Linked DNA regions of Homo sapiens: region 2 is linked to region 1. A link is an interaction called in ENCODE POLR2A ChIA-PET data of the cell type or tissue named here. Cell type or tissue: PC-9. All regions are shown on one strand. Links, peaks and the distances in the headings refer to the core of each region. The heading gives the core; the rest is flanking DNA.

The links. Peaks named below come from ENCODE experiments on the same cell type or tissue, not always from the same donor. Only the 100,000 strongest peaks of a DNase experiment are listed, where the experiment ranks them.
Region 2: POLR2A ChIA-PET joins it to region 1 with 14 read pairs; 2 of 35 experiments call an interaction of 5 or more read pairs at or near these places.

What each region holds. Positions count from the first base shown.
Region 1 is chr1:222,882,342-222,899,355 of GRCh38, forward strand. The region is part of intron 1 of DISP1 (dispatched RND transporter family member 1); the gene reads left to right. Among named protein-coding and RNA genes, the nearest start is that of DISP1, 76 kb to the left of the region's middle. In PC-9, for the core only: no CTCF peak of the experiment used is centred there; a DNase peak (open chromatin) is centred at 7,310; H3K27ac peaks cover 1,006 bases.
Region 2 is chr1:222,958,485-222,975,498 of GRCh38, forward strand. All of the region lies in intron 3 of DISP1 (dispatched RND transporter family member 1), which reads left to right. Among named protein-coding and RNA genes, the nearest start is that of DISP1, 150 kb to the left of the region's middle. In PC-9, for the core only: no CTCF peak of the experiment used is centred there; no DNase peak of the experiment used is centred there.

The DNA of each region.
Region 1 (17,014 bases), core at 3,765-11,764:
TTTTCTTCACTACTAGAGGGTTATTCCAGTCATCTGCACTACAAAGGAGTGGTTTCTCATTCTATTTTAGTAACCTGGGAATGGCAAATATTTAGAGGAATTCTAATACAATGGCAGAAGGAGAAGGAAATTAAAGTTTGGTGGGTTCTTCTCTTCTCTGCGTTAGATTTAAAAGTATTTTTGTCTAGAAATATTACAAATTTGCAGGTTAATTTAAAGGGACATTTTTCTCTTTGTAACTTTATGAATAAATGGAGAAAAATATTCTCTGTATGTTTCCTTTGTTCCAGTTTTAAATTTTCCTTTATTATATGTTTTACTTTTAGGTCATTTCCCATTTTTCTGACTTGGTTTTGTATGGAATTTGACAGAACAAAGAAAGCATTTAATGATGGAGTTATATAAATTCTTTATCTTCTATGACAGGCTAAACTTACTGGAAATAAATGTTGATGACAATTAAGATTATATTAAATATCTGCAGAGTGTATTTGTATAAATGCTTAGAAATTAATATACACTGAAAAAATATTAAAAAGTATTAGAGAAGCTAAAAAAGAAATTTTTGCAAAAGAAAATTTTCGGAGAGAATCTTGAGATCTGTTACATGTAAATTATGATTAGATCAACCTTTAGAATATATATAATCTCCATATAGTGAAGAAACTTATGAGATAGTACTAGTCATAAAAGAAATGCCAGTTCAAATAAGGTAGGAAAATAATTTCATGTGTTTTTAACTAACATTTTTTGTTTTTAAACATATTAAGGCTCAGATTTGTCTGGGTGTAGGATTTAGAGGGCAATTTGGTAATACAATTTAAGTATCATAAAAGTGTTCATACGCTTTAACACATTAATTCCAAGCATAAAAATTAATCCTAAAAAAAAATTTAGAAGCAGTAACAGTACCGCCACCACCACCAACAATGTACATATATACAAAGTTTTTATGGAAACATTTTTTTCAATGTCCACATTTTTCAAAATAAAGATGGCTGGGCACGGTGGCTCACATCTGTAATCCCAGCACTTTGGGAGGCCGAGGCAGTCTGATCACGAGGTCAGGAGTTTGAGACCAGCCTGGCCAACATGGTAAAACCGCGTCGCTACTAAAAATACAAAAATTGTTGGGCGTGGTGGCACATGCCTGTAATCCCAGCTACTTGGGAGGCTGAGGCAGGAGAATTCCTTGAACCCGTGAGGCAAAGGTTGCAGTGAGCCAAGATCGTGCCACTGCACTCTAGCCTGGCGACAGAGCGAGACTCTGTCTCAAAATAAATAAATAAATAAAGATTATACATTGTTTAGAGACAAGCTGTTCAAGAGTTTTAAGAGAGAGGTGCACAGGCATAAGCATATTGTTAGTTATACACATATGGTGGTAAGTGTGCTTGCAAAAAGGTCTGTTAAAATATATACTAGGCTCTGGAAGTGTACGCTGTGTAGTGTTACAATTCTATACTTAAAACAAGGAAAACTGACAGTATACTGTGTTTGCTTACAAGTAGACAAAATGCAAAATACACCTGTACAAAAATAGAAGGCATTCCATTTATATTTTATAAGGTGAGAGGGGCTCTGATTGTAAGGAAAGCTACTGAACTTACAGCTCTTTGAAGACCAGGACCCATCTTTTCTTATTCATCTTGGTAGCCTAATAGAGTGCCTGTCCTATAATTGACTCTCAGTAGATAATTACTGTTTGGATCTGTTATTCTCCTCTTTAACCACTGCTGCTGAATAAACTTCCCAAACTCCTGCCAGATAACTGAATTTGAATCACTTTGGCTCTCTCCCTTGAAATTCTTATCCCTTCACCTGGCCCAGGGATTTTTTTTTTTAACTTTTTATTTTGAAATAATTTTAAACTTTCAGAAAACTTTCATAGAGTTCCTGGGTTCCCAGCTTTTCTTCATGTTAATATCTTATATAACCATAGCACAATTATTGAAACAAGGAAACTAATATTATTATAATACTTCTATTAATTTCAATTTTGCCAGTTTTTTCACTTATATCCTTTCTCTGGCCCAGATCCAATCCTGGATCCCACACTGTACTAAATTGTTGTGTCTCCGTAGTCTCTTCCAATCTGTTAATGTGTGATAGTTCTCCAGTCTGTCTTTATCTTTCATGACCCTGGCAATTTTAAAGAGCATTTTTAAGGTTTCTTTTTAAAAATGTTCCTCAATTTGGGTATAGCTTATGTTTTCTCATATTTAGATGGAGGCTATGCATTTTTGGCTATGCATCCTACAGAAGGGATGCTGTATAAGTCTTAATGCATCATATCAGGGGTATATGGTGTCCGTATGCCTTATTGGTGATGTTAACTTTGATCACTTGGTTAAGGTGTCTGCCCAGTTTTTACTCTGTAAAGTTACTATTTTTCCCTTCATGATTAATGAGTATCTTTTGCTCACTGATTTTAGCATCCACTGATGGTTCTTGCCTACAATTATTACTATGGTATGTGTCTAATGATGACTTTTTATTATTTATTTATTTGGTGAGACGGAGTCTCGCTGTGTGCCCACGCTGGAGTGCAGTGGCGCGATCTTGGCTCACTGCAACCTCCGCCTCCTGGGTTCACGCCATTCTCCTGCCTCAGCCCCCCGAGTAGCTAGGACTACAGGCGCCCGCCACTACGCCCGGCTAATTTTGTTTTTGTGTGTTTAGTAGAGACGGGGTTTCACCATGTTAGCCATCTCCTGACCTCGTGATCCGCCCGCCTCGGCCTCCCAAAGTGCTGGGATTACAGGGGTGAGCCACCGCACCTGGCCTGTCTAATGATGGCTTTTAAATTTCTACATTTCTTCTACATTCAGTAATTGGAAAGCTACTGTAAGGAAGATCCATTTCTTCTTCCTCATTTGTTTATGTAAGTATGGCCTCATGAATATTTATTTTATTCCATGGCTTATAATCCAATACTGTTATTAATTTATATTTTTGCTTAAATTGTTCCATCTTTGGCCATTTGGAGTTCCTTTGAATTGGTTTTTGTGTCCGTTCCACATGTTTTTGAGCACTTCCATACTTTGAAGTACCACAAGATATTCCAGGCTCATCTTATATTTTCCCAGCACCCACCCTAGAGCTCCAAGGAGCCCTGATTTCTTTTCTTTTTTTTTTTTTTTTTGAGACAAGATCTCGCTCTGTCACCCAGGCTAGGGTGCAGTGGTGCAATCACAGCTGATTGCAGCCTCTTTCTCCTGGGCTCAAGTGATCCTCCTGCCTCAGCCTCCCCAAGTGTTGTGGTATGCACTACAGCTGCTTACCACAATACTTAGCTAATTTCCTAATTTTTATTAGAGGCAGGGTCTTGCTATGTTGCCCGGGCTCCTGGTTTCTTTTATTGAAGAATGGCATTTAGAAACCAAGTCTGAGTGCTAGATGTGCTTCCTGCTCCTTGGTGTCATTGCTTCTGGGTCCTTTGAGTGGGCAGAGTGAGGAAATATACGTATATGTACTAACATGTATATAATGTAGCATTCAGAGTTCCTCCATGTCTATCATGGGGATACACACACACACACACAGACACACATACACACGGACTAGTATTTTCTCCTACTGAGATTATTCCTAATTTGTATGATAGAATTAAATATAAAAGCATCACGATTTTCTGGTGCTTTGCCATGTGAATAAGTTTGAAAACTACTTCATAGGGCAACTTGGAAGGAGATGTATAGGCTTAAACTATGTATATAATGTAGCATTCAGAGTTCCTCCATGTCTATCATGGGGAGACAAGGGGATGAGGGAAAAGACCTTTCAGCGACACGTTTCCAACTCAGATAATGGAGCTCATACACAAATTCCTTTTATACTTCTACATTTTTCTGATGCTGATGGCAAAGAGAGGTAGGCTATAGAAAATCTGAACAGTGAGTGTTGACAGAATGGTAGAGACAGCAACAGAAGCAACGCTTTGAGGTTTATTAGGCAATAATACCAATGATAGGAGCAGCTACCACACCTGTTAGTTTGCACTAGTTTCATATGCTGTCGGGTTCAGACGTTCATGTAGTCATGAAATGTTTATTGAGCATCTACTATGTGCTTAAAAATCACATTGCAAAAGCCAGCCAAACTTATTTTCAGATAAAGCTCCACTGACTCTATGAAGATAAAGTTTAGATCTCCCTGGTAATAATACCTACATTTCTTCCTTAAGGAGGATTAACTTGGTATAGAAGAAGACAACTGAGCACAAATGTGGCTGGCTAGGTGCCAGCTCTTTGAAGTTCCTTAACTTGCATAGATTAACCCTGTCAATTCTGAAGGTATAGGAAGCCAGATCGTACTTTGATGTCAGAACTGTTTTGAGAGACCATTTATGTTGTGTTTCCTTTGAAGAAGAGTGATTCAAGGCAATCTTTACTTACATAGGGCCAATGAGTTGACCTAGGAAGCCTAGAAACAAAAATCCTTTGCCAAAAAAGAGTTGAAAGTAGCTGTAAGTGATTTGAAACATCATATTTACATAAGAGTTTTGAGAGAGATCATTTGGAATTAATCTAGTTTACCTAGAGGCAGAGGATTAGTTGCTCAAAATGATTCCTTATGGGAATTCCTAGTTTGATGTCATGCATCTCTCAGAATTTTTTGGGCACTGGCATGTTTAACTGCAGTCATTTCTGGGGAGGGTTTGTTTATAGATAAATGCACAACTTTACATAAACACAAAGTTTGTGATTGAGACATTTTTTAAAACCAGCTAAAAAGGATTTCGAATGGGGGAAAAATAATCACAGAAGCTGAAGGTTCAGTTTCAGAGATACCAAGTTATCAGGTTTCTTTCTTGATGTCAGATTAATGGGAAATTGGAAACTGAAAGCTGGTGTGTATTACCCTCTTACACTTTAAAATGTTGCTTGTTAAGGCAGGCACATTTTTAAAATACTTGTTTGAATACCTGAAGTACAAGCCCTTATTTTCCTGCCTGTATGTCATCCTTCTGATTGGCTGTTCTGATTGTAGCCAGAATATCTGGGCATTTTTCAGGCAGTTGAGATAAAGAAACTCGTATTTTCTTCTTCATTACTCTTAAATTCATAGTTCAAAATATTTATGTTAGTTTTAAACATAATAGTTTCCTGAATTAGGTAATTTATAAATGTCACATTGTTTTTGTTTTTTTTTTTTTTTTTTTTTTTGAGACGGAGTCTCGCTCTGTTGCCCAGGCCGGACTGCGGACTGCAGTGGCGCAATCTCGGCTCACTGCAAGCTCCGCTTCCTGGGTTCACGCCATTCTCCTGCCTCAGCCTCCCGAGTAGCTGGGACTACAGGCGCCCGCCACCGCGCCCGGCTAATTTTTTGTATTTTTAGTAGAGACGGGGTTTCACCTTGTTAGCCAGGATGGTCTCGATCTCCTGACCTCATGATCCACCCGCCTCGGCCTCCCAAAGTGCTGGGATTACAGGCGTGAGCCACCGCGCCCGGCCTGTTTTTGTTTTTAATATTTTTATGTTCAAAATGTTGATGTCTTTGAGAATGGAAACAGATCTTTTGTCCTAATTTGACCAATTGGAACAAGGTATAGAGGTCACAATAGCAGAGAAGTGGCACTGCTGAACCATTATAATTTCATTATTTCAGTCACTGATATTAAATCTGGGTTCAGGTTGGGACCCTTTTGGGTTCTTGGCTTCAGATCCCTGAAATGTTGACTGTAGAAGTTTCAGTTCACAATTTTGGGTGGATTTTCAAAATTGATCTGCCTGACTGTTAGGAGCAGGTTGCATTTCATACTAGTTGTTTCATTTAAGAACATTTCTAGGAGATGGTTTAGCTTTATAAAATTACCTGAAATATCACAACATAGTCCTACTTGAGTTTCCTGAGCTCACTTCTAAGTGATCAGTGTGTAATGGAAAGAAAGTCTCGCTAGTAATTTTTAAATTTAGATTTACTAGCCAATCATAATGAGTATCACATATGAAATATAGGCTGGCTACTTACTGCATGCATGTGAATGAGACAGAGCAAATCTCTACACACATTATATACATTGAACAAACCATCTTTTAAAAAGTTAAAAATTTCAAGCTGAAGAAGCCAATCTTAAGGAAAAGTTTTTTTAAAGTACAATTTTCTTTGGTATTTTTATTGGGTAAAAAGGGTAAAAAGTTTTACTTTAAGTAAATTTTTTTATGGAGCAAAGGAATGCCGAGGGTGGGGTAGCATAAAAATTGTGAAATTAGAATGCCCAAAGTAATGGGAGAAGCTGTATTAAATTTTGAGTTATGTAGTGCGTTTATCAGAATGTATTCTGTTGTACATTGAAGATAAAAAGCAAGCCAGAAAGTATTTAGAAAATTTTTATTTTCTCCCACATACTGAGAGAGTAACCAAATCGTCTTAAACATCAACAATATTACCTTTTATAGAACAATTAAAATGCAAGGTTTCTTTTTGTTATTTTAGTGACAACTTTATCTTGAGTAACTGGCTTTGTCAGTTGTGTGTGTGTGTGTGTGTTTCTATTTGAAAGGCTGTGAAGAGATTTCTTAGTTTATTCAGTTGCTTACTTTTTTCTCTTTCTTCAAAAAATTTTTTAAATGGGCAAATAATAATTGTACATATCCATGGAGTACATAGTGATGTTTCTATACATATAATGTATAGTGATCAATCTGATTACTTGGAATATCCATCATCTCAAACATTTATCAGTTTTTTGTGTGTTGGGAATGTTACTTTGAGACATTTAAGATAAATGTTTTTTTCCCCTAAGATTCCAACTCTTTAAAAACACACTTTATAATTTGGGTGGAGTATATTTTATATTTTTTATTACACTATATGGCATATTTTGGGAAAAGGTATTGGGATTCTTCTGAGGTCAAGAAGTTTTATGTTAAGAACAGGAGAAGAAAAAACCCTCAAAATCTAAGTAGGCTAGTATTAAATAAATTGATGTTTAATCCTTTGAAAGCCAGGGTTTTGCTTGGTATCTAGTTACCTTGTATACCTTGTCTGCTGAACTGATTGAGGATGGGTGATTCTGTTTTCTTCCAGGAAATGCTTTTCCTCAGTTCCTTAAGCCTCCTGTTTAAAGGGAACTCTTTCAAGAGATTTTCTGATTAAAGATGAGAGAATGCAAACAGTAGCACTTGGGATAATATCTTCTGGCTTTTGTGATACAATTTTTCTTCCAAATGTAAATTTTTCATTGGGTTGGTTTATCATTTTCCCCATGCAACTATTTTTTTTTTTTTTCACAGAGCCACGTTTTATTATAACTACATGAACTATATATGCCTTGGGGCAAAGACTACACAAAACACAGAAACAGGAAATGCCTGTTAGGTTAAGAGACATGGGATAATGGGTAAAAATATCTTTTAAAAATTACTTACTGTTGTCAGCATTACTGCAGTAATATAAAATGAAGACAATTTCTGATTTCATTATCTTGAAAACTTCTTTTACACTTGTACTTTTCCATTTTGTTGTTTCAGAGCAGAAACCTTAACCAAGGAAGTAGTGAAGTTCTGTATTTTTATTCTATGAATTTAAATCATTTTGAAACCAGTCATAGCTTAGAGCTGTGCCTTTCAAGCTGTTTTATTGGCATATGTTTCTAAATATTAAATATCAACTGGAAAGTAGAAGTAAATTAATGTAACTAAAAAAGATTTACTTTAGCATATGAAAGGTTATCATCTCCAAACTGTTAATATTTACAAGTGATTTTTTAAAGTGATAAGCTTCCTTATAGTGAAATACTTATTAAGTAGGCTCATTTATTCAACATGTATAATTATTTATTGCTTTCTATATGACCAGCTTTCTATATGTTAAGAACTGGATATATAATCATTAGTGAGCAAAACATTTATGGGTTCTTCTATTGGAGTTTATGCATTAGTTCATTTGGTAGATAATTGTTGAACACCAACTATGTGCCAGACACTGTTCTATAATTTAGGGTTGTGCTTTGTGGAGGGAGAAATAAGTAATAAATGTGGTAAGTGCTTAAATAAATGATTAAGATCATTTCAGATAGGGATCAGTACTTCAAAGTGAGTAATACAGGGAGAACTAATGAAGTACCTGAGCTGATCTACTTTACAGACTAGTAGAGGAGATAATTTTAGTATAATTAATCACATAGATAAATATGATAAATGCTGTAAAGGAAAAGCAATGAGTGTTTATGAGAGCTGATAAATGAGGGAGATAAGGGATAGTTCATTTTGGGGGAATCGGGGAAGACTTCTGGAAGAAGTAACATTTGAGCTTAAATCTGAGCTACAACTAGGTGTTAGTTTTCTAGGGCTGCCATAACAAGTATGACAAACTGGGTGGTTTAAACAGCAGAAATGTATTGTCTCTCAGTTCTGGAGGCTAGAAGTCCAAGACCAATATGTAGGCTGGGTTGGTTCCTTCTGAGGGCTATGAGGGAGAATCTGTTCCATGCCTCTCTCTTATCTTCTGGTGGTTTGTTGGAAATCTTTGGTGTTACTTGGTTTGTAGACACAATAGCCTGATCTGCCTTCACATTCACATTGTGTTCTCCCCATGTGCTTGTCTGTGTCCAGATTTCCTCTTTTTATAAGGACATCAGTCATACTGGAGTAGGGACCCACCCTACTCCAGTATGAACTCATTTTAACGAATTACATCTACAACAGCTTTTATTTCCAAATAAGGTCACATTCTGAGGTACTGAGGGTTAAGACTTCAATATATGAATTTGAGGGGGACATAATCCAACCCGTAATACCAGGAGTTAGCTAGATGAAGAGAGGAGGGGGGATGACTTTTCAGGAAGAGAGAACAGCATGTGTGAAGGTATTGTGTTGGAGAAGCATGGCTCATTTAAGAAATGAAGTGTAGCTGAAGCATAGAAACTGAGAGGAAGAGTGAAGTGACAATTCCGGAGACATTTTGAAGGTAGAATAGATAGAGGGGACCTAATGACCAGCTGAACATGCTGTGAAGGAAGGAATAATCAAAGATAATTTCCTACCTATAGCTGTGATGAAAGTATTTTCACCATTTTCAGGTAGAGATATCCAGTAGAAAGATAGAAATTTCTTTCTATAGATCAAGGGAAAGATTGAAGCTGGAAATAAGGATTTGGAAGTAAACTATATTATAGGTCAAAAGTAGGCTAAAATTACTCAGGAAGAATGCTTTTAGATGAGAGGGCTGAGACCTAGAACCTTAAAAAACATCCATATTTAAAGAGGGGGCCAGAATAAAAAGCCAACAAAAAAAACAAAAAAGCAGGAAAAACAATATGCAGTAAGAAAAAGTAGATGGATTACTGCTTGGGAAACCAAGCTAGAAGAGAGTTTTGAGAAGGAGGGATTGGTTGATGGCATCAAATGCTACATGAAGGTAAAGTAGGATGAGACCTGGAGAGAGATCTGATCTCATTTGCCAGTTTGAGGTGATTAGTGAGTACAACAGGTTATAGAATAGTGAAAGTGGAAGCCAGGATTTGGGTGTGTGTGTGTTGAGGAGTAAAAGGCCAATGGAGAAGAAGAAGGAGTAAATATAAACAACTATCTTAAGAATTGGCAATGAAGGGAAGGTGATACAGGGAAGCACATACAAGTTTTAGAAGATGGTAGAGAGCTTAGGAAGATCTTGTATGACTGAAAACCAAGAGCAAGAAAATTAATGGGGGTGGGGAGAGGAGAGGAGAGGAGGGAGTGATACCTTACATAAAGATACGTAAGAGAAGTGTTCCCATTTAGGATTTGCTTCCTGGCATTTCTCAGGAATTTTATGTTTTTCTAGATTCCCAAATGCTGAAAAATTTGGTGGGGAAATCAGGAAAACAGGCAGGGTATTGTAATTTTCCTTCACGTTTAGCAGTCAAGGCAGAGGTTACTGATTAAATTCATGGACATCAAGTCTGCAGCAACAGCAGGAAACATGACACAGAGAGTCAAAGGTTAAGATGGCTATTTCTGGGAAGCTGGAGAGGAACACAGGACAGAAAGCTTCACGTCTTATTGTGGCTTTGCCGTGTACTAGTGTGTATTCCTAGCCCTGACTACTGCTAATGGTGAATCATTCTTGCAAATAACGTAAGTATGAATAAGCTTATTCACATAGTATATTTTGTATATGATTCCAGTGAGTGGTGTCCCGAGAAATAATAAGTTTTGACAGCAAAATCTTAAATTGGTCATTTGGACATGTGATTCTTTGTAATGCTATTAATGTTGCTAGGAGATCTGAATGTTACGTTACTTGAATACTATACCTAATAATGTTTGCTGAGGGCTTCCAGTGTTTGGTATCTGCTACAGGCTACGATTATTTGTAAATACTTTTGACAGAATAAATGCAAGAGATGATCACAGTGTGGCTATGGAACACTTTGATGTGAAATCAGAAACATCTGTAATCTGGATTAGCAAAGCAATATTCACTTTAATGGCAAAACCGAAATCAGTGCAAGCATACAAAATATTTTTATTGTTAAAGAAGAAAATGAGCTTAAATGAAGCAAAATGTGTTTGAATGTCCAGCTTGGTGATCACACCAACATCTATGCAACATGAAAGAAAGTTTTCTATGTCTGGAATGTTTGTCATGAAATAAAAGTCAAGTCTCAAGGCAATTAATGTTTTATGTGTTTTAAATTTTTATTAAAAATTGGTGGCTTTTAAATATCAAATATTTGTGATATCATCTGTAAATTTTTAAATAATTTCTATTTGACATGTGTTAATGTTTACTTCACTTGATGTTTTCTATTATTAGATGTCTATATCAGGTATAGATCATTTTTATGTTACGAAAATATCGATCTTATCACAATACCACAATATATTGGTTGATAATTATAAACCATGCCTTTATTATTAAATCTTTTGTGTTAAGAAAACTACTAAAACTTTAGTGGTTTTCTATTAAATGGATAATAACCCTATCATGGAAAAATTATTCACTGTATATAATAATTACTGTCACTCATTATTGTCATGGGATCCTTGGGATGTTACTTCGCCAACTGGAAACCTCTGTAGCTGGCGGAGCCTTCTTCCTGAGCACTGCTTGTGCCTGCTGGCCTCATTCCGCCCACTCGACCTGGCAGGCTGTGCTTGGCTCATGCTACCGGCCCGGATCCCACACCTGCCAAAGGCAAGCCAGGCATGGAGCGGTGAGGGCTGTGTGGGCGAGTGAGTGTGAGGTCTGGCTGCTGTGCACAGACAGCTAGGCACATCAGCTGCTGTGGCAGGGCGGGCAGCCCCAGGCGCCGGCACTGACTCCATGGAAGGCTGCGGCTTGACCAGATGTACTGCATGCAGCTTCCACTGCGGGCACCCATGTCTGGATGAGGGGAATGTGGTGGTGCCTGGAAGCTTGGAGATGCCAGGAACTGCAGAGCCCCAAAGAGAGTGTCACAACCCTGGCTCCGGGAGCTCCTAGATGTGGGCTCCCTTCTCTCCTTCTTGTTGCCCACAACGTGGCTAATGGAGTGGGGGCGTGTTTCAGCCCTGTTTGTGTTACAGCTCTTTCAGCCCTGCCATTCAGCAGGTCCTAAGTTCTTGTCCCGTGTCCAGGAATAATGAGGTACATGGACAACTGGAGTGTGAGCAAGGTGGAGAGGAGCTTCATTGAGTGGCAGAACAGTTCTCAGGAGACCCGAAGTGGGTAGCTCCCTCCCGCAGGCAGGTCATCCCTACAAGTTGAGGAGACGTGAAGTGGGTAGTTCCTTCTCCCAGCCGGTAGTCCCCATGTCTGTGTGAATCTGACTGGGTGGGTGGTTATGGGTCTCATAAGGCAGGAAGTGTGTACTGGTTGATCCATGGTTGGGCCCAGAAAAAGCTCCCTAAGTTCTCACTCCCGGTGCAGACTTCACCTAGAACTGACAGCCCGGTCCCCAGGCTTCAGGCCGTCCCTGGCTTGAAGGTGGGGCTTCACCAGGGACCTACCCCTTTCCACCCAGGAGCCAGTCTGCCTCCTGACACCGTAAGTCACTTTAGTCCATCGCGCCCAGGCTGTTCCTGCAGAGAGGCACCTGCAGGCCAATGCTGAGCCACCCTCAGTGCCCCCTCGGGCTCCCTCCCATACTTGTAGGCACCCAAAGTCCAGAGGGGACTGAGGCAGCAGGGGGCTGGAGTGTTAGCACTGCCTCAACTGTGCACACACCCGCCCGGGTTGCGACAGCGCCTGGACTCGGCTTCAACTTTGCTCCCAAATCAGAGCGAGTGCTGGGAGCAGGGAGCAGGGGGAGGCCAGGCAGCAGGAGCAGTCACTTCCAAGCCTGTGGGGGCAGGGGGCTTCTCGGGCCCCCAAGAGTGCAGAGATGCCTGGGTCCGCAGCCATGGCTGGGTGGCTGTAGCTGCGCCTGGGAGCATGGGGCTCCTGCTTTGCCAATTCGGAAATGGGTGGGGCTCCCACCTGTTCCCGCTCCCGCTGGCTCCCTGGAACAGGCACCACGAACCCGGCTGTGCCTCCCCTGCTACAGCCGGCGACGCTGCAGCGGCTGCTCCAGACGGGCTGCGGGTGCCATCATTATTATTTTAAAACACATAAATAAATATTTGAAAAATACAGAATAACCTACGAGATTGAGAATTCTTGTAGATTCCAATTTATTTCCTAAAGATTTAGAAACACCACCTAAGAGATTGATTTGACCCAAAGGCTGGGATTAAGGACCCACAGGTAGAAAAATAAGCATCTGAGTAGGGACACCCTTTCTTCTTTCCTTATTTTGGGGGAAGGATTTCAGGATGGGTAGAAATACAGATGCATTTGAAAATCTAGAGAATAGTCTCAGTTTTCTTTCCAAAGGAGTACACTCACATTTCTTAATTGTGATGGGCAAAGGGCAGGGCTGAGATACCAGAGGTAGGTTGTTATGGTTTGGAACAGCTGACCAGGGATGAGCCTAAGGAGATACTGTCCAGTTGAATGCTCAGCTGAAGTTATCAGGGAAATTCTGAAAGGCTCATTAGGAACCTTTTGTAGACCTTGGTGCTTTTTTGCCACTGTACTCTTTCCAAGTAGTTAACCGAATACCAGTCAACTTAGAAAATAAATTCAACACATTTTACTGTTAATTTGGCTTATATTTATTGTTTTAAGAATAACTGATTTTTTAAAAAAATGATGAAATACAAACTTCTGCCATTTATCTCATCATTTTTCGCAATCTGTGATTTTCTTTTCCTTTGTGAGGGAATGCTGGGAATACATCAGTAGTTGCCCAGTTCTGACTGTTTATAACAAACAGAATAATTAATGTACATTTTATCTCTTTAAAATAACATGATTGATAAACAGATCAATGGAACAGAATAAAGAGTCCTGAAAGACTCACACATACATGGCCGGCTGATTTTTCAGCAAAGGTGCCAAGGTAATTCAATGGAGAAGGATCAGTCTTTTCCACATATGATGGGTTAACTGGATCTCTTGCAGGTGGAGAGGGAAAACTTGATCTCTATCCCACAGCAAATATAAAAATTTTCTAAAAGTAGATTATAGACCTAAATGCTGTAAACCTAAGGCTATGAAACTTTTAGAAGAAAACATAGAGAATCTTTGTGACCTTAGGAAAGGCACAAAGATTTCTCAAGATTTTTTAAAAAGCCTATTCATAAGATTTTTTAAAGTGTTGATAAATTGGACTTTATCGTAATTACAAATTTCTGCTCTTCAAAAGATACCATTTAAAAAATGAAAAAGCGAGGCTACAAGGTGCAGTGGCTCATGCCTGTAATCCCAGCAGTTTGGGAGGTCCAGGTGGGAGGATAGCTTTACATCCAGGAATTCGAGACCAACCTGGGCAACATAGGGAGACACCGTCTCTACAAATGAAAAAAATTAGCTGAGCATGGTGATGCATGCCTGTGGTCCCAGCTACCGGTAGGCCGAAATGGGAGGATTTCTTGAGCCTGGGAAGTCAAGGCTGCAGTGAGCCATGATCCTGCCACTGCACTCCAGCCTGGGTGACAGAGCACAATCCTGTCTCAAAAAAAAAGAGGCTGGGCGCGGTGGCTCATGCCTGTAATCCCAGCACTTTGGGAGGCCAAAGCAGGTAGATCACCTGAGGTCAGGAGTTTGAGACCAGCATGAGCAAGATGTTGAAGCCCCGTCTGTACTAAAAATACAAAAATTAGCTGGGTGTGCTGGTGGGCGCCTGTAATCCCAGCTACTCCGGAGGCTGAGGCAGGAGAATTGCTTGAACCCAGGAGGTGGAGGTTGCAGTGAGCTGAGATCGCACCATTGCACTTCAGCCTGGGTGACAGAGTGAGACTCTATCTCAGAGAAAAAAAAAAAAAGGTAAAAAGAAAAAGCAAGGTACAAAGTAGGAGAAAATATTTGTAATACAATGTGTGACAAAGGGCTTGTATCTAGAATGTTAAAAGAACTCTTACATGGCAAACAACTTTTAAGAGGTGAGCAAAGATTTGAAAAGACACACAAAGAAGATATACAGATGGCCAATAAGCACATGGAAAGATGAGCATCATCATTAGTCATCAGGGAAATTATTTAAAACCCACAATGAGATACCATTTATAACTGCCAGAATGGCTAAAATGAAAAAGACCAAGGATTTCAAGTATCAGAGAGAATGAAAAACAAGTGTGAAATGGCAAAACCACTTGGAAAGTTTTGGAGTTTCTTAGTAAACATGCATGTACCTTATGACCCAGTAATTCCATACATACATGAAAACATGTGCCCACAAAAAGACTAACTTATGAGTGTCCATGTGAATCTTATTCGTAATAGCCCCAAACTGAAAACAATCTAAGTATCCATGAATAGGGAAGTGGACAAACAAATTTTGATATAGTCATTCAGTGGCATACTCCTCAGCAATAAAAAGACAGCACGGATGAATCTTATAGATATCTGTTGAATAAAAGACTTGGCACAAAAGAGTATATATTATATAGTTCCATTTAGGAAGTTCTAGAACAGGCAAAACTATGATGATAGAAATGATCACAGTTTGCCTGTGATGGGATATAGTGGGGTGATTAACTACAGAGGGTTACAAGAGAACTTTTGGTGGTGATGGAAATATTCTGTAACTTCATTGAGGTTGTGGTTTCATGGATGCATCTATTCGTTGTCAAAACTCATTGCACTGTGTGTTTAAAATTTGTACATTTTATTGTATATAAATTATACCTCAAAGTTGTTTAAAAATAAAAACATGAAACTTTTAAAAATAATGAAAAATATTGTTAGCATATAGTTTTGTATACTTTTTAAAAGCCTTTGTCGGCTAAATTTATGAGGAGTTGTACTGTATTTCTAGGATACTTTATTAAGCCTTCTGGGAGGCAATTCAATGAACCTGTCATTAATCATTTTATTTTGCACCTAATAGTTGTGGTTAAATCTAGAAATAATGAGGTAAGCCTTACTCCCTCAAGGAAACATTTCTTAACATCTATCACTTTCACTTTCATTTGAATGTTTTTATTTTAAAAATACATACCAGTTTTATTATATTTACTTTTCTGTATGTACAGAGGCTAAAGTACTTGGTGTTTTAGTTAAACATACATGTAATGTAAAAACATGTACATGTCCATTTCAGATTTATTTTCAAAAGTATATTCCCCATCGAATCTGAATCATAGGAATATTTAAGTCTTATGTCTTCGCAGTAAGTAGTACATTTTTACTGTAATTTTTTCCCCTGCTTTGTATCTTGATGTCCTGCAGATGAACTGGTGACATCTGATATTCACTAGTCATGTTCGTTGAGGAAAAACATACACTTTCTTATTAAATCCACTTATCTGTAAAGTTTTGGTCAGGGATTTTAGCTTTTATTATGTGGATTATAGCTTATAGTATGTGGAAGAAATCTAACTGCAGGGATATAAACATTGTTTGGGGTGGAAAAAGCCTGCACTAGCAGATGTATTATAAAAGTTGAAGCCAGTATCAAAATGTCTTTTTCAGAAGTGGTAAATAGAATTTTTTTTTAAACACTGAGATCATAGAGCCGATTGTTGGGGAGGGAACACAGTTACTGAAGTATCAACTTTGTTTTTATGTGGCATAGAGTGTTCTTAAAGAGTAAAGGTGATTGGTTGAAAAACAAATGGAAAATTCTTAATTTGTAACTCTTGAAACTCTTCCTGCCAAAAATTTTTTGAAGTGTTCCTTCATTTGTTCATTCATTCAGGAATATATTAATACACTTATCCCTTAAACCATTTTACACATGTGCCATGTACCACTGTTTTTTTTTTTTTAATTTCAACTTTTATTATAGATTAAAGTGTACACATTCAGGTTTGTTACTTGGGTAACTGTGTTATGCTGAGGCTTGGGGAATTTAATAATAACAGAAATTTTTTGAATTAAAAGATGCCTAATGGTTTAAAACATTTTCAAATGTGTCACCCACATGACCCACACGACAGTTTACTGCACTTGGTGGGAAGATACTGTTTTCAGTGTTTAATAGATAATGTATGAGGCTGCTTTCAGGGTTTGGTTATATTATGTTACTTTCATTGCCGTATATCTCCTGTATATCTAAGCTAAACTTCTTGACTAGTTTAAATTAACTTATCTAGTTGATATACTTGGGCCCTAATCTGGTTTACTTGTGCACACATCTAACATGAAGTTATTTTAACCTTGTGACATTTAATCTTTAATGTTTCTGGAGAAAAGAACTAAATATCTTTTTACAAAATAAATTATGAATACCTTTTAAGCAGCTTCTATTTGAAATAACACTTTATATAAATATAGGAATATATAATATTCTTATGTAAGAATATTTTATATGAATATAGTCCTTTACCTTTTTGATTCCTACAGCAAGGCCATGAGAAAACCAAGGCTCACAGAAATTATGTTTAATACAGTCTTTCCATGTCATTGTGCTACCTCCCCCAAATTTCAGCCTGTTTGAATTTGGGGGAGGAGTTGTGGGGGGAGCAAGAAAATAGTCTCCGATTCTAACATAGGATGTTTAAAACATTTTAAAAAGTTATTTGTTTTCAGTATCTGCCTGAGAAAGAATTAGAACATGTCT
Region 2 (17,014 bases), core at 3,321-11,320, 76 kb after region 1:
TTATAAAAAGAATATACATTTGTAAATTTAAGGTGTGGACATTCATTATTGAAGGTAGAAATAGTTATAATCATCAGTGTCTAGATATATCTGAAGAGAGGTAAATTTAACATGGTTTTAAATACGATTTTGTATTGCATAGTTTAGAAAATATATATTTTAGTCTTCTTTGGTTAAACTAAGAGATTCTGTTTAAAACTCTTGATTTAAAAGAAAAGCAATTCTTCGTCATTGTGAATTAAGTCTTTAAAATTTAGATTATATTATAGAATATGCTTAACCAGAACATCAGTATCCCATAAAGGTTTCAAAATGGGAAAAGATGAACATTTTGAAGTCATATATTTCCTTTTCTCTCACCTGCAAATATATAGGCTTTGCATGAACATGTAACCAGCTATATATGGCTTCTACATTAATGATGTCCTTGACTATATCAGGTCATATAAGCAATTAAGAATGTTTAGTTTTTTTTTTATCAACATTGCAATTTAGATTGCATAATATTTAAATTCTTTCTAATTCTCATCACATTATTATCTCCTTTTAGTAATTTGTGATTTTTATAACAAAGTTACCTTTCTAAGAATTTTAATAAATTTTATCGTGACTATAAATTTTCCAAAATATTTTGTAATTATGAACACTCTTCCCTGAGTATAAAGAATTTTTTAAAATTATGACATGGAACTTGATTTGTGAACTGAACTTGTGTGACTAGTGAAGTAAGTGGACTTTAATGGCATAAAATTGCAATTAAAATCTATAACAATAGTATTAATGATTTTATTGAACCCTTACTATATGCCAGGCATTGTGCTATATTTTACATGCATTCTCTGATTTAATCCTGAAAACAACCCAAGGAATTCAGTGCTATTACTGTCATTTTCATTTTATAGATGAAGAAACTAAGCTTTGCAAAATTACTGTTGGCTGGGCACGGTGGCTCACACCTGTAATCCCAGCACTTTGGGAGGCCAAGGCAGGTGGATCACCTGAGGTCAGGAGTTTGAGACCAGCCTGACCAACATGGAGAAACCCCGTCTCTACTGAAAATACAAAATGAGCCAGGCATGGTGATACATGACTGTAATCCCAGCTACTCAGGAGGCTGAGGCAGGAGAATTACTTGAACCTGGGAGAGGTAGGTTGCAGTGAACCGAGACTGTGCCATTGCACTCCAGCCTGGGCAACAAGAGCAAAACTCTGTCTCAAAAAAAAAAAAAAAAGAAAGAAAAGAAAAGAAAAAAGAAAAATTATTGTTATAGGCTCAAAATAAAGGGATGGAGGAAAATTAACCAAGCAAATGGGGAAGAAAAAAAAAAAAAGCAAGCAGAGTTGCAATCCTAGTCTCTGACAAAACAGACTTTAAACCAACAAAGATCAAAAAAGACAAGGACATTACATAATGGTAAAGGGAACAATTTAACAAGAAGAGCTAACTATTCTAAATATATATGCACCCAATAAAGGAGCACCCAGATTCATAAAACAAGTTCTTAGAGACCTACAAAGAGACTTAGACTCCCACACAATAATAGTGGGGGACTTTAACACCCCACTATCAATATTAGATCAATGAGATAGAAAGTTAACAAGGATATTCAGGACTTGAACTCAGCTCTGGATCAAGTGGACCTATAGACATCTACAGAACTCTCCATCCCAAATCAACAGAATATACATTCTTTTCAGTGCCACATGGCACTTTTTCTAAAATCGACCACATAGTTGGAAGTAAAACGCTCCTCAGCAAATGCAGAAGAACTGAAATTGTAACAGTCTGTCAGACCACAGTGCAATCAAATTAGAACTCAGGATTAAGAAACTCACTAAAAACCACACAATTACATGGAAATCGAATAACCTGCTCCTGATTGACTCCTGGGTAATAATGAAATTAAGGCAGAAATCAAGAAGTTCTTTGAAACCAATGAGAACAAAGAGACAACATGCTAGAATCTCTGGGACACAGCTAAAGCAGTGTTAAGAGGGACATTTATAGCACTAAATGCCCACATCAGAAAGCTAGAAAGATGTCACATTGACACCTTAACATCACAATTAAAAGAGCTAGAGAGGCAAGCGCAAAGTAATCCAAAAGCTAGCAGAAGACAAGAAATGACTAAGATCAGAGCAGAATTGAAGAAGATAGAGACATGAAAAACCCTGCAAAAAATCAATGAATCCAGGAGCTGGTTTTTTTTTGAAAAAATTAACAAAATAGACCACTAGCTAGACTAATAAGAAAAGAGAGAAGAATCAAATCGACACAATAAAAAATGATAAAGGGGATATCACCACTGACTCCACAGAAATACAAACTACCATGAGAGAATACTATAAACACCTCTACACAAATAAACTAGAAAATCTAGAAGAAATGGATAAATTCCTGGACACATACATCCTCCCAAGACTCAACCAGGAAGAAGTTGAATCCTTGAATAGACCAACAAGAAGTTCTGAAATTGAGGCAGTAATTAGTAGTCTGCCAACCAAAAAAAAAGCCCAGGACCACACTGATTCACAGCCGAATTTTACCAGAGGTACAAAGAGGAGCTGGTACCATTCCTTCTGAAACTATTCCAAACAACAGAAAAAGAGGGATTCCTCCCTAACTCATTTTATGAAGCCAGCATCATCCTGATACCAAAACCAGGAGGAGACACAACGAAAAAAAGAAAACTTCAAGCCAATATCCCTGATGAACATCAATGCGAAAATCCTCAATAAAGTACTGGCAAACCAAATCCAGCAGCACATCAAAAAGCTTATCCGCCATGATCAAGTCAGCTTCATACCCAGGATGCAAGGCTGGTTCAACATTCACAAATCAATAAACGTAATCCATCACATAAACAGAACCAAAGACAAAAACCACATGATTATCTCAATAGATACAGAAAAGGCCTTTGATAAAATTCAACATCTCTTCATGTTAAAAATTCTCAATAAACTAGGTATTGATGGAACGTATCTCAGAATAATAGCTATTCATGATAAAACCCACAGCCAATATCATATTGAATGGGCAAAAACTGGAAGCATTCCCTTTGAAAACCAGCACAAGACAAGGATGCGCTCTCTCGCCACTCCTATTCAATATAGTATTGGAAGTTCTGGCCAGGACAAGCAGGCAAGAGAAAGAAATAAAGCGTATTCAAATAGGAAGAGAGGAAGTCAAATTGTATCTGTTTGCAGACAATATGATTTTATATTTAGAAAACCCCATCATCGCCAGGCACAGTGGCTCACGCCTGTAATCCCAACACTTTGGGAGGCCGAGGCGGGTGGATCACGAGGTCAAGAGATGGAGACCATCCTGGCCAACATGGTGAAACCCCGTCTCTACTAAAAATACAAAAATTAGCTGGGCATGGTGGTGTGCGCTTGTAGTCCCAGCTACTCAGGAGGCTGAGGCAGGAGAATCACTTGAACCCAGGAGGCAGAGGTTGCAGTGAGCTGAGATCACGCCACTGCACTCCAGCCTGGTGACAGAGCAAGACTCTGTCTCAAAAAAAGAAAAAAAAAGAAGAAGAAAGCCCCATCGTCTCAGTCCAAAAACTCCTTAAACTGATAAGCAACTTCAGCAAAGTCTCAGCATACAAAATCAACGTGCAGAAATCACAAGCATTCCTTTACACCAACAATAGACAAGCACAGAACCAAATCATGAATGAACTTCCATTCACAATTGCTACAAAAAGAATAAATACCTTGGAATACAGCTAACAAGGGATGGGAAGGACCTCTTGAAGGAGAACTACAAACCACTGCTCAAGGAAATAAGAGAAGACACAAAGGGAAAAACATTCCATGCTCATGGATAGGAAGAATCAATATTGTGAAAATGGCCATACTACCCAAAGTGATTTATAGATTCAGTGCTATTCCCATCAAACTACCAGTGACATTCTTCACAGAATTAGAAAAGACTACTTTAAATTTCATATGGAATGAAAGAACACCCTGTATAGCCAAGACAGTCCTAAGCAAAAAGAACAAAGCTGGAGGCATCACACTACCTGACTTCAAACTTTACCACAAGGCTACAGTAACCAAAACAGCATGGTACTGGTACCAAAACAGACATATAGACCACTGTAACAGAACAGAGACCCCAGATATAACACCACACATGTACAACCATCTGATCTTCAACTAATCTGACAAAAACAAGCAATGGGAAAAGGATCTCCTATTCAATAAATGGTGCTGAGAAAACTGGCTGGCCATATGCAGAAAACTGAAAGTAGACCCCTTCCTTACTCCTTATACAAAAATTAACTCAAGGTAGATTAAGACTTAAATGTAAAACCCAAAACCATAAAAACCCTAGAAGGAAACCTAGGCAGTACCATTCAGGACATAGGCATGGACAAAGACTTCATGATGAAAATGTCAAAAGCAATTGCAACAAAAGCCAAAATTGACAAATGGGATCTAATTAAACTAAAGAGCATCTGCACAGCAAAAGAAACTATCACCAGAGTGAACAGGCAACCTACAGAATGGGAGAAAATTTTTGCAATCTACTCATCTGACAAAGGACTAATATCCAGAATCTACAAGGAACTTAAACAAATTTATAAGGAAAAAACAACCCCATCAAAATTGGGCAAAGGATATAAACAGACACTTCTCAAAAGAAGACATTTATGCGGCCAAGAAACATGAGAAAAGACTCAACATCACTGATTATTAGAGAAATGCAAATCAAAACCAAAATGAGATACTGTCTCACGCCAGTCAAAATGGAGATTATTAAAAAGTCATGAAACAATAGATGCTGGCGAGGCTGTGGAGAAGTAGGAACACTTTACACTGTTGGTGGGAATGTAAATTAGTTCAACCATTGTGGAAGACGGTATGGCGATTCCTCAAGGATCTAAAACCAGAAATACCATTTGACCCAGCAATCCCATTACTGGGTATATACCTAAAGGATTATAAATCATTAAAGACACATGCTCAAGTATGTTGATTGCAGCTCTATTTACAATAGCACAGTCATGGAACCAACCCAAATGCCCATCAATGATAGACTGGATAAAGAAAATGTGGTACATATACACCATGGAATACTATGCAGCCATTATAAGGAACAAGATCATGTCCTTTGCAGAGACATGGATGGAGGTGGAAGCCATTATCTTCAGCGAACTAACACAGGAACATAAAACCAAACATCACATGTTCTCACTCATAAATGGGAGTTGAACAATGAGAACACATGGACACTGGGGGGGAACAACACACACCAGGGCCTGTTGGGGGGTTGGGGGTGAGAGAAGGGAACTTAGAAGATGGGTCAATAGGTGCAGCAAACCACCATGGCACATGTATACCTATATAACAAACCTGCACATTCTGCACATGTATCCCGGAACTTAAAGTAAATTTTAAAGAAGAGAAAAAAATAAAGCGTTATAAAACTTAGAAGAATTCTTAGAATCTCATTTACAAGTTAATTTGGGGATTGTCTCTTTCAGGTCCTCTGCCTAAATAAAATTATCTTGATCCTTAATTAAAAAAAAAGAAAAGCCAGGCATATAATCCCAGGACTTTGGGAGGCTGAGGCAGGTGGATCACAAGGTCAGGAGTTCGAGACCATCCTGGCCAATATGGTGAAACCCTGTCTCTACTACAAATACAAAAATTAGCCGGGCATGGTGGTGGGCACCTGTAGTTCCAGCTACTTGGGAGCCTGAGGCAGGAGAGTCGCTTCAACCTGGGAGGCGGAGGTTGCAGCAAACCAAGATCGCACCACTGCACTCCAGCCTGGCGACAGAGCGAGACTCTATCTCAAAAAAAAAAAAAAAGTGTTTGGAAGATTAATTAAAAAGTTACTAGTAAGTGGTAGAATGTGGAATGAAGTTTAAGTGTGTCTGATTCGAAGCCTTCCTCTTAATCACCACTCTATGCTGTGCAAACACAAGAGAATGAAATATTTTTTGTTTTCTTGCTATAACTTTTTTTTTCGTTTCAGTAATAGCTTAAGAAACAGTTAACAAGTGCTTACTACGTAGCAGGTGCTGTGCAGGTTCAGTCCTGAGATCATAGAACTGAAATCACATGGATCACACAAATAATCGTGAGGGTATAGGTGATGGGTCATAGGCTGCCCTGGTCATTTTTAGATCATAGAAACAGCATATTCACAGTGCTACCTTGCACAGACCCTGAAGAAGAATTCCACCTAATTCCTTTAGCCTGTTTATATCATGTTGTACTTTAACACCTTACCTGGTGCAGGATACGCAGTGGGTTTTTCAGTGGGCTTTTGAAAACGCTAGTAGTAATTGGAGAAATTATCTGAACTGAATTTTCTAGTTTAAATGTTAAAGCTCTGTGTTGTCATCTTCAGGAATTTTGATGCCTTTGCTCCAGCTCCCAGGCTAACAAACACTGCTTGCTGGAAGAAAATGGAAACGGTGCAGATTTTACCCATTCTGGTTTCATGCTTCTGTCACAACTTAGTCCTCACAGCTAACTCCCAAGCACACTTCCTTCAGTAGTTTTTTTTTTCAAGTATTCTTCTATTCCATGTTAACTCAAATCATAGTTTACTCTCTTAACACCCATACATGGGCAGTAGCACCTTCTACTTTATGAAAACAATAGAAAATTTCGCTGCAGTATAGCCTAGTGGTTAAGAATGTAGGCTCTGGAGTAGGCTGCCTGGGTTTGAATCCTGCCTCTTTAACTATGTGGCTTTGGGTGACTTCTTTAACCTCTCTGTGCCTTAGTTCTCCATCGGTAAAATCTATGCCTACCTTATAGAATTATTTTAAGAATTTTAAAATATTGTAATATATGTCAAGTGCTTAGGTCAGTGTTTGGCACATAGTAAAGTCTGTAAATGTTGACTGTTGTTATTTTAAATATATTATTATACTTAATACTTTAACTTCATATGGTCTTTTTTCTTGCTAGTGCCCTGGAGTCTAACTTCTTCTGTCACCATTACTTTCCTGGCAATGCCAGGTCAGTGACTCCTTTGACAAACTCATTTGATTTCTTCTCCTGTTTAGTTCTATAGCATGCAGTCTCTGTTTACCACCTCTTCTTAAACAGTTTTCTTTTTCTGCATTCCATGATCTTATGCTTTTCTTTCTTTTTATTCTGTGCACTGCGACCATTTCTGCCCTCTTTCACAATTAACAGAGCCTCTTCTTTCACCCTTTCATATGACTGTCATTTCCATAATATCTCACTCAGTTTTTTTCTTACCCCCATCAACTTTTTAAAATTTCAGATCTCTATTTCCTGTCTATATTTATCACTGTTGTGGTTATTTTTATATTCACATTAGCCTTCAGGACAGCTTTATTTAAATATTCTATCAAGCCAGGACGACACAGTGAGACCTCGTCTCTTAAAAAAAAATTACCTGGGCATGGTAGTACATGCCTGTGGTGCCAGCTACTTGGGAGGCTGAGGAGGGAGGGAGGATCACTTGAGCCCAAGAGATCAAGGCTGCAGTGAGCCATGAATGAGCCACTGCACTCCTGGGGAACAGAGCAAGATCTTGTCTCTAAATGGATGGATGGATGGATGGATGGATAGATAGAGATATTCTGTCAAACCAAAGTATCAGAGTTAATTTTTACACTGTAGTTTTACACTGTAAATCAGTGTAATTTTTTACACTGAAGCATTTCTTTGTTTATTACACTTAAGTAAGTATACCCACTTATTGTAACTAGATATTGTTGATTCAGGTGGGAACTCAAACTTGGAAAGAAACTAAAATGTAGGGAGGCAGAATAGTATGGATTTTAAAAATAATAACCTAGGAAAAATAACATAATGACAAATAACAGTACCAGTAGTAGTTTTATTGTAGATCAGTGAAGTTTTGTTGCTCATCAGAGGCCTTCTACAGGTTATATAAGATCTATACCTCATAAGTCATTGGAAAAGGTATTTCTAAAACTTCAAGAGAAAAAAATCAATTAAATCTCATCTAGGAGTCACTCATTAATAGGATTAAAACATTACTAGGACTTCATTTTTATGTATTTTCATAAAGTTGAATTAACCTGAATTTTAACTATGTAAGGTTTTGCTTAAACTTTTATCTTTGGCTGTCTTTAAAAGGTGATCCTTTAGCCAAAACTAATCTGTGGTGATAGAAGCCTGAATGTTGATTGCCTCTGGGGACAGGGTATGATTATTGATTGGGAAGAGGCACAAGTGAGCCTTTGAGGTGCTGGGAAAAGTTGTATATTGTGATCTGAGTGGTGGTTACATAGATGTGTACATATGTAAAAATGCATCAAACTCTACACTTTAACTTAGTGCCTTTCACTGAAGACTTGAGTGAAATCAGAATGGTTTAAAAGAATGATGTAAGGGATTTAAGAACTCCCCCCACCACCAATCTTAAAACTTCCTTCACCCTCTTGGCCAGTCCATATACACTTGGAAGGCAGGGACAATACTCTATTAATTTTTGGATTCCTGGTATGGAGTGGGAGGGAGGATATATGCAGTTGGAGGAAAAGGGAGATGATTTCCCTTCAGGTCTGCTCTTACTAGAGATTATTAATAAACCCAATTCCACTCTGAGTTGCCACCTCACCATCTTCAAAATGTCACCATCTTCACATCAAGGGGGAATAGATCTACATATATATATATCTACATTATATATATACATGTATACATATGTAGAAATATTCCCCCTTGATGTGAAGATGGCAACATTAAGCAGCATTTTGATTTCAGAATCTGAGAAGTGGAGGACTTTGTGACATGATCACATTCTTGCACCTGTCTTCCCTTATTTGCTTTCCCAGTTGCATCTCTGTTAGCCTCTCATCTTCCTAGTTTGGTACTTAAGAGCAGAAATTGTATCTTTGATTTCTTACTGTTCAATTTTAGTGTGGAGAAGAGATGACAAAATGAATGATTTAATAATGCTGAGAAAATAAAGGGCTGTCTTTAGGCAACCCTTCTTAGGAGAGGTCATAACACATCTTTTCCATCTCTCTGTCAAAGATGGTATCTAGAAGCAAGCCAAGATTATAGAAAGATTTAAGTTTTCCATATGAAAGAGCCAGATTTAAGGCCAGGAAGAAGGAATAGAAAGGGTGATTTGAACATTTATGACAACAGAGAGCCCTTGGATTCTACATATATAAGACTTTTTCCTGCAAAATACTTCAACCTATGATGTAAGTCAGGTTCTGGGAAAACTTAGTAAGCTCAATTGACTTGGCATTGAATGTGAGTTTGCTTTGTAAGAAAGATCTATATGCACAAGGAAAGCATACGGGAGTCTTGGTGTTCATGCATTTGTCCTGTTATGAAGTTGTTCTGAATGAACTGAAAGCCCCTTCAGGATCTTTGTTCTAGACTCTAATTTAGCATGTGCATACCATAGAGAATTATAGTTCTTATATTTGGTTTGGGGCCCATTTAATCCTCCGGTCTTTCACTGACTAGAATTATTTTCAAGCTACAGATGCAAGAATAACACTGTAAACCCATTCTCGAAAAGGGAATTACGATCTTTTTAATGTATTCTGCCCTGGGACTTGCCTGTGTTGAAGCCAAAATGAAACAATGTGATTCTGCGAAAAGAACTGGTAGACACATCAATGGATACACTAGGAAAAATGAAACAAACTGCACAGCACACATAAAACTTCCATAAAGTCAAACTGCTTGATAACTCAGTGGGCTCCTGACTTCCACTTAGTTCCCATTCTCAAATGGGGTCAGACTAAAATTCTTTTCTTCTTACAAGCCAAGAAACCATATGCAACTCCCCTTCAGGAAATGAGGAATCAGAAAATAGATCCCCATTTTCCCACTATTCTCCTGCCCAGTTTCCCAAAACCTGGCTAACAAAATGGGCACCAGTTAACTGAGAGATTTCTGTTACCACTGTTGTAGTTCTAGAAAGACCATCCAACTCAGAATCTACGTTCATCCCCACTGTTAATTAAACCTCAGTGAATAACTGTTACTAGATGACATGAAACTATAGCCCATACCAAGATGAATTTGGACGGTTCAGCCAGACTCTGGAAATTCAATCCCATAGCTGCACAAGTGTGCCATGATTAGCTATTATTTTTACAATATTGGGTGCTGTACATTATGTCAAAATTAATTTTTAGATTTTTTTCCCCCTTAAAACAGAGCTTTGGCTGGGCATGGTGGCTCATGCCTGTAATCCTAGCACTTTGAGAGCCAGAGGCAGGTGGATCACCTAAGGTCAGGAGTTCGAGACCAGCCTGGCCAACATGGTGACACCCCGTCTCTACTAAAAATACAAAATTAGCCAGGCATGGTGGCGCATGCCTGTAATCCCAGCTACTTGGGAGTCTGAGGCAGGAGAATCGCTTGAGCTTGGGAGGCAGAGATTGCAGTGAGCTGAGATAGTACCATTGCACTCCAGCCTGGGCGACAAGAGCAAAACTCTGTCTCAAAAAAAAAGGAGTTTTACCAAAGATGGTAATTGAAGCATCAGAAAGTAATAGAGCTGACCTAGATTATTAAGTAAGTGGAATTGGGAAAAACTAACATCTGGATCAAGGATGACTCTTTAATTGTAAAAGCAGTCATAGAAATTACTAAGAAAATGCTGGGCACGGTGGCTCACGCCTGTAATCCCAGCACTTTGGGAGGCTGAGGTGGGTGGATCATCTGACGTCAGGAGTTCGAGACCAGCCTGGCCAACACAGTGAAACCCCATCTCTAGTAAAAATACAAAATTAGCCAGGCGCAGTAGTGCATACCTGTAATCCCAGCTACTCAGGAGGCTGAGACAGGAGAATCACTTGAGTCTAGGAGGTAGAGGTTGCAGTGATCCAAGATCATGCCATTGCACTCCAGCCTGGGCAAAAAGAGTGAAACTTGGTCTCAAAAAAAAAAAAAAAAATTACAAAGAAAAATACAAAGTGTTGAAAAAAAATTTAATGCCTATCCAAAAACCATCTTGAAAAATACCACAAACTAGGAAAACTATTTGCCACAATTGGGGATGTTTCCTAGCTTTAATTCAAGATTCTTACAAATAAATGAGAAACAAGTTGCAATCTAACGTAACGTAGTAGTATGGTTACAATTGTGTGATATATAAGTAATGGCAAATATAATGGAACATGTGGCTACTAAAAATCATGTTTTCAGAAGATTTTAATTATATGGAAAATGCTAATCCAAAGTGATAATACTTTATGCATCTAGTGTGATCATAATTTTGTTTATATTTAATTTCTATATTTAGGCAAAAAGGAAAAATATTCAGAGAAAATAGATCAAAAAGAGTTACAATGTTTTATCTGTGTAGTAAGAATATGGGTAATTGTGTAATTTTCTGCATTTTCTTAGGCTTCAGGAAAATGTGTTAGTTTTATAATCAGAAAACAAACCAACATTAATACAGAAAATATATTCCTCATTAAAGCTTTCCTCTTCCTTTAAAAATTAAACTTTATATTTTAGAATAGACAAAACATTAAGTGAAAAAGTCTACTAAAGGAAAATTTTTAGAATGAAAAAAGAGGGGCGTATATTGCCTTTCTGAGATAGTAAATGAGAAACTCAGGAAAAGTACTTTGGGAAATTTTTAAATACCCCTTTTAACTTGAGCACTCTTTCGTATTTGCTCTTCTGATAAAACTCACTCGGTTGGTAAACTAGACGATTCCTGAGCAATCTCAACATGACCATCTTTAGTAACCTGGCGTTATTTCCTACAGTGTGACATGCACCAGCACGGATGTGTTATTAGTGTCACCCGTTCATCAATCTCCACCTTCATCTAAGGCAGACAGATGGAGAATTCTGCTCTGTCTTCCTAGCAAGCATTTTTGAGCTCTTTTTTTTTATTAAGCCATTTATCTAGTCATTTAAAAAGTCTGTCTCTAGCCGTTCACATAAAGAGCCGGCATTATTTTTCAAAGCATTTTAAAATACTAGTTCTTGCCTACCTTATGGGGGGATCATTTTTATTGCCTATTCATGTGAAATATTTTAACATCAAATTTTGATTACAGGAACCTGGCTCACTAGCTTTAGCCATGCCAGAGTGTTGAAATACTTTAGGAGACTAAAATATGTGGTGATTTGAATTATCTAAAATTCCACAGGAAAATACAATAGAATTTCACAGCAGGAAAGGACCTTAGAAATAATTTAATCTAACTCTCCTTATTTTACAGAGGAGACTGAAGCCAAAGAGGCTAAAACCCAAGATTAACACCCAGTTTGAAACTGGTCCTCTGATTTCTCATTGCCGTCTTTTAAAAAATACATTATACTTAGAATTTGTTTCTAAAAGTTGTCACATAGTATTTGGGTGTCACTGGCATGTATAATAGATTCTGGAGTTGCAAACAGAATCTACACCGTGACAAATTGAATACAATGAATTTAAAGTTTTCCCTGGTTGCCCTAGTGCCAAAGTGTAAAAGGGACATTATTACAGTTTGAGGTCATGCAGCCCCAGCATCTTGTGGCTTTCCCTACTTTTCGTCAGAAAAGTCTCATTATTTCCTCAGTTTAATTATTTTAAGTTTAGTTGATTTTTTTTCTTTTCTAATCTCAGATTTTGAGAAGAAAACCTTCTAAATCAGTATTATTTTTATTAACGCTGATTGTTAGAGTTTTGCTTTGATCCTTATTAAAGCTTTTGACAATGATTTGAGTTACAAAAATTTAAATTTTAAGTTAGAGATTAAGCATGAGAAAGTTTAGATCAGGAAGAAAAATCAATTTCACTGTATATTTTTGTCCTTAAAAGCATAGCTAAAGAATTTCTATAGAAGTTTGAGGGAAATGTCTCTCCTCCTGGCCTGTAAATGAAGATATCACAACAGCTGCAAGGTATTGGTTACACCGTTGGAGTTCATTTTGATACAGTGGATTTTTTATTATTTTTTAACCCCACACCCCCCAAGTTTTTTTTTTTCATAGCAGGTGTGACTTTTAACCTTCCAAACTCAACCTTGTATGATACCGAATAATTCTGTAGGGACAAAATGATCCAAGATATGTGGGAAATGAACTTAAGAAAGATTAATAATGTTTCTGTAATTTTAAGCTTAAGTAACAGTTCTTACATTGAACACAATGTAGACAAACTACAAATTGAAACTAAGCAAATGTTGGAGGAAAAGAGAATCCGCACATTGATGAATTATGATTGTATTTATACTTTTGATCTGTGGTCTCATTGATGAAGGCCTTGTCCTGTTAACAAATGAGCAAATTTGAGATGGGATCTTAGATATAAAATACATAATTTGAACTTACTTTCAGAAATGCAAACATATCTTCACTGAGGTTATAATTAACACAAAAACTCTTTATGCAATTTGTATAGTTTATAGTGAAAATGTGGAAAGGTTTTAGTATTTTATGTAAGATCCATAAAATTTTGAAAGTGAGAAATGTGTGTGTATCTTAATGAAGGTAATAAAATATATTTGTTGAATTAGGCTTAATGTAAGTTCCAAAATGTACTTATAAAACCGTACCCTCAACCTGTAGACTAATCTTTTGAACAACTTATTTGTGTTGTAACTCAAATTATCACTAACTTCACTTCAGTAGATATTTTCGATTATAGTTTGAGGCACTTCTAATTGTACTTATATAATTATATAAAATATTAGACAATAGTGAACATAGAAATATGTTATAACATGCATAGGATATATAAACTTCGGTTTATCCAAAATGTCACCAGAATTATTTTCTTATAATGTCATATATATTTATGACAATAGATGCTTATAATTTTGATTCACATATTGATAAGATTGTCAGAGGCTTTCTAAATTACTTAAAGATTATTTTCCTTTTTTTCTCTTTATTCTAGGTCACTGCAGTAGCTCCTAACCTGCTCTCCTTCCCTTTAGCATTTCCCCTAGCTAATTCATCCTACACATTGCTACCAAATCAGTCCTCCGAAAATAGTGTTTTTATCCTATCAGTTGTTACTCAAGAAACTTTAGCCACTTCCTATTTCTATTATCCACTTCAATCTCTTGCTTCCCCTCAAACAACCCCTAATCCAGTAAGTTGTGATCCTCACTAGTCCTTCATAGTAAATCCTCACTGACTTTGCTTATAGGTATTGACACAAGGTTTGTTTCCTTTCCTTTTCTTTCTGTTTCTCTATCTGAAACCTACTTATGTCAAACCTTAATTCTAATTCTGTTTCTTAGGTCAAGTTTCAGGGGCTATTCTTTGGACTACTCTGGTCCAATATTATCTTCCTATTCCCCATTCATTCACGTAATGTTTGTACTGTACCTATACGTTATAATTACTTTCAGTGTATTGTTCTCTAATTTTTTCTTGTCTGGAGGTCATATTTTCCTGGCAAATTGTCCAAGACAGTGGTTCAAGCTCTGACTGTGTAGTCTCTATTTCAAGACCTACTGAACCAGATCCCTGGGGAGGGGGTTGGAAATCTCTAGTTTTAGTAAGCTACCCAGGTGATTCCAGTGGTCATCAAATTACTTGGTATCACTTAAACTGGCAGTGAATTAAACAGAATTAACTATAGATTGTATTAAATGTATTTTAAGTTTATGGAAATGTATGATCTTTGTATAATGTTACTTCTTTTCATCTAAATTAGAGTTAGCCAGGATGCCCCATTCTCCCCAAATTATGTAGAAGTGAGAAATTTTCAAATAAAATGTTTCTATCACATGTACATAAATGAATACATATGCAATTACCCTTTATAAAAATTCAGTTCACTTTTTAATTATACAACTAATTTATGAACATATGCTCATGAGGAATTCAAAAATGCAAAATGAAACTCACTTTTTATTCTTTTCCTAATCCTTTTCTTTCCTCTCTGGTAAACAGGTCTATTGATTTGCCAAGTTCCCTTCTGAGCTTCTAAAATATATTTACGTATTTTGTATTTAGTTTTCTTTTTTCATATGAATACAGTATGAGTTGTTTTGAAACTTATTATTTTGTTTTAAAATTCTTTCCATATCAGTGTATGTGTATGTATATGTTTGTATATGAATGTGTACTCACATTGTGTAGTGCCCCATTGCATGGATGTGCCGCCATTTATTTAAGAATCTTCTTATTAACAAGTGAACAGTAAGGTTATTTAAGAATCTTCTTATTAATAAGTGAACATTAAGATTAAGGTTGCTCTCACTTATTTTCCTTATTGTAAGTCACACTTCAGTGGACATCCTTGCATATGCCCTCTTGTGCACAAGTGCCATTTGCTTTTGATTAGGAAGCTCTTCCCATTTCTGCGTTCCTTTTCATTTTCAGTTCACAAGCAATACCTCATAGCCTGCATCAGTGTTCAGCTTTTCCTTTTCAGTATGTGGCCAATAAAGCACGGGATCAAGTCAAGATATTTGGATTCTAGACCTGGCTCTGCCATTGACTTGCTCTATGATCTTGGACCCTTTTCTCCTTTGTTTCATAAAGGTGTTAAGTGGGATGACTTTTAGGGTTTCTTACAGTTCTGACAGTCTCTTATTCTAATTAGGCTTGTGGGTGTGACAACATCGATTGTTATGTCATATTCAGCTAGTAGCAAGAATCGGTTGATCTTGTTAAGTAAATCATAAAAGCGTACAGTGCTGATGAATAAAGGGACTTTATGCTTTACTCTAAATGAGTCTTTGCATTACTCCTAACTGATGTTTGAATGCCATTTTTGGATGAAAAAATAACAGTGTGGTAGTAGTACCTTTTTTCTCTTGGATAATTCTCAACAGTTTATAGAAAACTGTTACACACACCAGCTCATTTTAAAGTATTGTCTCTTTCTCACAAATCCTGAGTAATTAAAGGAATTGCTCAAGATCATCAAGATCATTCAACTAATAAGTTTCAGGGTCCAGACTTTAACTTCACATCTTTTGATTTCTAAGTTCACTGTTCTCTTAAAGAGAAAAAAGTATTTTTTTCATGCTCAAAATAGTTATTCAATATATGCTACATTTCTTTTTTGAACATTTATAAAGTACGTAGTATTTACAAGGTGCTCTTTAAATGTTAGTCCCGCCATTCCCAGCCTTTCTCTCATGCTTCCTAGTTTATTTTGTATAGAAGCTGGCACTTTGTTCAGTTTTAACAGTTCTAGACACCAAGATGACCAACACTTTTGAGTCAGCATCTCGTAAGCATTTAGGAAATGCATCACACAAGTAGTTGTGGTTTTTGTTATCCTTAAAATCACTTGACAGAGACCATAAACATTGAGCTCTGGTGCATGAAAAATGGGTTAGAGGCCAAGCTTAGCTTGTCTGCAGGGTATCTGTTTCATCTTCATGATAGAGCCCAAGTGTGCCAGTGATGTTTCATGGAAATACTTAATATGAAGAATGGCTTTGTTTTTGTTGGGAATCTTTTAAAGAATGCTCATCAAAGTGCGGATTTTTTTTATTTTCAAATATTTTCTTCCTAACTTACCAGTGCTGAACTGAAGTTACTACTTGCAGAATAGCCTTTCACAGAAAGACAGTATGATACAATCCAATGTGACTTTTGAGGTTAAAATGTGCTACTTACAGCACTTTTTTGCTTAAAAATTTGGTTACTACCATAAAGCTGAAAGTATGCTTTCTTCATGGTGCAATCTTGCCTCACAGCAGCACTGACCTCCTGGGCTCAAGCAATCCTCCCTTCTCAGCCTCCTGAGTAGCTGGGACTACAGGTGCATGCCACCACCCCAGCTAATTTTTTTATTTTTTATAGAGATAGGGGCTCACTATCACGCCCAGGCCAGTCTTGAACTCCTGGGCTCAAGCGATCCTCCCAGCTGGGCCTCCCAAAGTACTGACATTTGCAGGCGTGAGTTACCGCACCCACCTGAGACTGTCCCTTTGTAAGTTGTGGTGTTAATTCTGCAGTTATGTCTAGAATAGAATTCTCTAGACTGATGGGAAAGTTTTTGTATTTCAGTATTCTTATTTGCTTTACAAGCTCCCCTTCTCCTTCCAAAAATTATTAAAAGAGAAAAAAGGTGAGCAAAACAAAGAAACAG